Regions from separate parts of the Mus musculus genome. Here region 2 is linked to region 1. A link is a loop called in an ENCODE intact Hi-C map of the cell type or tissue named here. Cell type or tissue: gastrocnemius. All regions are shown on one strand.

Evidence for each region. Peaks named below come from ENCODE experiments on the same cell type or tissue, not always from the same donor. Only the 100,000 strongest peaks of a DNase experiment are listed, where the experiment ranks them.
Region 2: it touches region 1 in a loop (2.6-fold over the local background); 12 of 42 quality-filtered maps call a loop at or near these places.

What each region holds. Positions count from the first base shown.
Region 1 is chr3:52,103,643-52,106,142 of GRCm38, forward strand. Maml3 (mastermind like transcriptional coactivator 3) reads right to left here and starts at 1,364. Exons shown (of 5, transcript NM_001004176.2): 1 at 37-1,364. The coding sequence starts at 501. In gastrocnemius, no CTCF peak of the experiment used is centred here; DNase peaks (open chromatin) are centred at 218, 1,386 and 1,682; H3K4me3 peaks cover 1,994 bases; H3K27ac peaks cover 1,927 bases.
Region 2 is chr3:52,177,756-52,180,255 of GRCm38, forward strand. It overlaps Gm30074 (a long non-coding RNA gene), which reads right to left and starts at 2,333. Exons shown (of 3, transcript XR_867257.3): 1 at 1,975-2,333. In gastrocnemius, no CTCF peak of the experiment used is centred here; DNase peaks (open chromatin) are centred at 1,378 and 2,198; H3K4me3 peaks cover 728 bases; H3K27ac peaks cover 1,516 bases.

The DNA of each region.
Region 1 (2,500 bases):
CCCCCGACCCCAACGCGCACCCCAGTGAGCCCTCACCATGATCAGCGTATGGTTCCTCTGCTCGGCTGAGGCAGCCTCCGCATCTTGCTGGGTTTTACTCGGGTGCTGCTGCTTGCCGCTGCCGGCGCCCGATTTCTTGGCTCTCTGCTCCAGGGTCCTCTGATAGAGGCTCACGGTGTCCCGGCGCTCCAGCTCCAGCTGCTCCACCTGAGCCTGCTGATACCTGTTCTCGCAGTTGACGTGGTGCCGCCGGCAGCCCTCGATGCGCTGGCGGAGCCGCTCGACTACCGTGCTGTGCTTGGGGACGGCCGCCGAGCTGCCGCCGGGGCCCCCGGAGCCGCCGCAGCCGCCGGCAGCGGGGTGATTGCCACTCGGAGCAACCGGAGTGCTATTGGGAGTATTCACGCCGATCCCGGCCCCGCCGAGGCTGCTGCTCAGGCTGCTGTTGATGCAGATACTACTACCATTCGCGGCGGCAGCGGGGGCTGCGAAATCCCCCATCCTGCTCCCGGGGCACACTATTTTGGAAGAACTTTTTTTTTTAATCCACCCCCTATCAGCCTTCTCCTTGGGTCCAAGGATTAAAATAGTTTAAGTGGAACGCGGGGGAGACGCAAGCACATGGATGAAAAAACAGCGATCCCCACGGGGTGAAAAAAGGGGGAAGAGATTTTGGGGTGTTTTTTTTCCTTAAAAAAACTGTAAAGATCGAGGGGAGAAAAAAAGGGGGTGTTATCAGAATACCATCAGACACCTATCAACAAATAGAATCCCAACAAACTGAGCCGGCAGCAGATCGGCTTGCAACTCAAGGGGAGATCCGCTCCTCGCCTGCCTCCTTTTAATAATCCATTATTTTCTAATAAATTCCAGGAGGTTTCCGGTGGTTGGCAAGCATTTTCTCCCTACGTACCGAAAAACACACCCCATGTACACACACGAGCGTGTGCCTCCAGTGCGGACACGCGCGACACACACTCACTCCACGCCGCATCGGAAAACGGCGAGCTTGCTTATTGCATTTTCCTTCCACAAAAAAGTTTTGGTGTTTATGCCGCCCCGTGTTCTCAAAGTACTTTGGCTGCTCAGTTGCATTTCACAGGAGCCTAGACATCGAGTCCTCGGGCTGGGCAAGTAAACACATGGACAGTCCGAGGCGACTGCAAAAGTAGATCGCTGGAGTCCTTTGCGAAACGCCGCGCGGAGAGCAGCCACTAATGCTCGGCCAGGCTGCCGCTGCCGCCGCCGCCTCCGCCACCATCACAATGATCAACTGCTCGCCGCCGCCGCCGCCTCCTCCTCCTCCTCGCGCTCCTCCACCTCCTCCTCCTCCTCCATGCCAGCGGAGTGATATCAGGACGCGCGAGCTCAGTAAACACGGCAGCGGCGGCGGCTGGAGGCCGTGAGACAAGCCCGGGGACCCGGTGCAAAACCCGGCCCGGACTCTCCCCTGGCGGGAGCGGGCGCGGCGCGCACCGACCTGACTCCCGCCTCCCTTGCCCCCCCACCCCCTCCCCTTCCCCAATCCAGCTGCTCCCCAGGCTGGGAAGCCCCGACCTGCCAGGAAGAGGGGGGAAAACAAAGATTGGGGGGAATCTTAGGAGTGGATCACCTTTTGACCCGTGTGTGTGTGTGTGTGTGTGTGTGTGTGTGTGTGTGTGTGTGTGTGTGTGTGTGTGTGTAAGTGAGCGCGCGGCGCGCGTGTATGTGTGTGTGCGCGCGCGCGAGTGCGCGGGGACGCGCCAGGCTGGCTGTGTTTCCTTCTGCCCAGCGAGGTATCCAGCGAGCCCAAGTTGTTGTTATACATTTATGCATTATATTGCAGAAATGTGCATGACCAGGCAGAAACAGTGCAGCTTCCCAGCAGCTGTCATCCCCACCCATGTGAAATGAAATAGGCAAACGAGTGGCTTGTTTTCAAGGCCCAGAGAAGACCCTGCTAGTGAACTCTTGCTCAAACTCTAGGACCCTCTTTAACTCAAATAATTTTTTTTCCTTACGTTTATTTGTTTATTGGGAAGAAGTGCCTAGTGCCACACCCCACGCACGCTTAGAAGTCAGAAGACAGCTTTGTGGAGTCCTCTAAGGTGGGTACTTGAGTTTGAACCAAGGTTGTCAAGATCTGGGGCAGTCAGTCACCTTTACCTCCTGGAAATTTCATCAAAGTACCCATTCCTCAATGAACAGAACTAAGCAGTCAAAACAAAACAAAACCTTGGGATATTATTTATTTCTCTGTACATAACGACTGTGGTTATTATGACGATTATTGTTTTATTTATCCTTGAAAAAAAATAAAACCAAGCAAGCAGGGACTTGGAGGTGAGACTAACAGTACATTTAAACAGACTGTTTTGAACACTAGGTGCTAATGACGGCAGCAATTAAGGGTCCTGCCTAAATCAAGTGGAAAGATTGCAGATTTCATGCTTTAGAACTATAGAAAGAAAGAAAGAAAAAAAAAACACAGCATTTCACAGTTTGTTGTGACCAAAACAAA
Region 2 (2,500 bases), 74 kb after region 1:
CTTCTTACACACACTCAAGAAAATATGAAAAATATTTTAAAAGAACTGTCTAGGGAAATTATCTAAGGAAACAGGTTGGAATCACTAGCCTGAGACTGGTCCAGTTGACTTTTCCTTCAGGGTTACTATGCAACATTGTTTTGCTAACCATTCTAGAAGGTTCTAACAGCCAAGTAGTTGGGGCACTTCCCCGAGGAGTGGGAAGAAGCTGGTGAGTTTCCCAGAAGTTGCAATCTTAGAAAAAGAGTCACTTTTATAAACATGATATGTAGAGGGTTCTAAGTGGAGAGGAATCCGGAGACACCGGAGCAAACAGTCATCTGAGTTGAACTTTCTGATGATGGAGACTTTCTATAATTCCACATGGTAGCCCCCAACCACCAACCACAGGAGGCTCGTGTGCAACTTCAATGTGGCTGGTCTGACTGAGGAAATGAGGTCTTGATTTCTTTGCATTCTACTTCAATTATCACAAGTGGCCAGTGGTTATTGTATAGAGTAGAATAATTCTCAAAGTTAACTGCCCTGCTCAAGTGTGTGTGTGTGTGTGTGTGTGTGTGTGTGTGTGTGTGTGTATGTGAGAGAGAGAGAGAGAGAGAGAGAGAGAGAGACTGTGTGGTGTGTGAGTGCATATGTGAATGAGTGTGTGTGTGTGTGTGTGTGTGTGAGAGAGAGAGAGAGAGAGAGAGAGAGAGAGAGAGAGACTGTATGGTGTGTGAGTGCATATGTGAATGAGTGTGTGTGTGTGTGTGTGTGTGTTTAGAAAGTCAAGGACCTATATTGAAGGAAAGAAAAGAAAAAGGAATTAAAAAAAAAAAGAGCTCTCAGTTGAATCTTCCTGGAAAATCCTTTTGAATTGTTCCTACAATCCCTCTACCCAAGCTGAGGCCAGGTCTGTTGTCCTAAAGAGAATGGTGTCGTCATTTATTTTCATTAATCATTAGGGAGCAAGACTGTCATGCCCACGTATAGGCTGGGCACTTCTCTGCATCCACGCCTACTGATTGATAGCATTTCAAGCAATTTTGTGCTCGGCAGTGGACAAGGGGGAAAGGTAATGGAATCGCTCCTTCATTTACCAGGGCAAGCCAATAACGTGACATTGTGTGTGCCTGTCAGTTTTATACATCGAGGGTGCCCAATAACAGGTACCAAACCCGCCCCTTTAATGCAACATAAATCAGGAGGTGTACAAGTGTAGTGGGGTCACCAAGAGGCCACGGGAACTGCAGGCTTGTCCACTTGTCTGGTTTTGAGCCTTCGTATTATTCCCTGGGCCAGGAAAAAACCCACGCAATTCTCCCTACACTGTTGGGAAGGCCAAAGAACACGGAACATACCACAGTTGTGTGCACAGAAAGGCTAAGTGAAGGTGGGTGGCTGTCTACAGTCTGGCCAGTGTGTGGGGCAGGGGGTCTCCAGCTCAAGCAGCAGGAAGACATCCCTACCCTACCCTCAGTCCCCATCCCCGTCTCGGGGTTCATTTTCCTGCAGTGTTCTCCTCAGTAAACACTAAACAAATCTTGGAAAGTATAGAGAGTCAGACATTAATCCGTGTTTCTCCAACCAGGAAGAAGAGGACTTGTAAATGAATCCACAATTCCCTTGACTTTTCCCTGCTGGATCTGGTATTCAACCGGGAACCCATAGGTTTAGCTGCTGGGTTTAGCCTTTTCCATCACCCATTCTTTGGGTTTTTTTGTTTTTTTTTTGTTTTTTTTTCCCTCACGGCCAGCTGCTACAAGCAAGACTCAGTCCATTTAGATGAGCCGCCAGCGGCAGAGGAGTGCTATTCAATATGCCATCCAGGCACACTTCTCTAAATGTAGCTTTCACCAGGTACTGCTTTAAAAAAAAAAAAAAAAAAGTCTTCCCACAGCAGCATGCAGGGCTGCTGGGCACAAGAGTGAGGATCCTGGGAGTTCGTGCCCAGGTTTTCTCATGCACGGTTAGCAGGTTAGCATCGTCTCTCACCCTTTCTTTTTGCCTGCCTTCACGCGGGTCCTGCTCCTCGGAGTGTTCTCTGCTGCCACTGGTTTCTAGCTCCTTTGTTCCCTGAAGCCCAGCAGCCAATGTGCAGCCAGGCCCAGCACACGCTCTCCCAGCCAGAAACTTCCTCTGAAGCTGCAGTGCATAATTACAACCAGCTGCTCCAAGCTGCTGGCCGCCAGCTCTGCAAACAAGCGTCCTGGTGCCCTGAGTGCCAGGGAGGCAGCAGCCCGCTCTTGGCAACCACTGGGGCTCCCGAGGAAGTGCCCACACCCTTGGAGGACGAGGGGGCAGGCCCTTCCCTCCTAGTGCCTGGGGCTTCCTCTTGCGTGGGGACTCCTCTACATCAGATCTCTCTCTCTCTCTCTCTCTCTCTCTCTCTCTCTCTCTCTCTCTCTCTCTCTCCCCTCTCTGTGTGTGTGTTTCTTGTCTCTCTATGGCTGTGTTTGTGTGGGTATACACATTTGAGGAGAAGGGATAAAGGCCAGAGATCAACATTGAATGTCTTCCT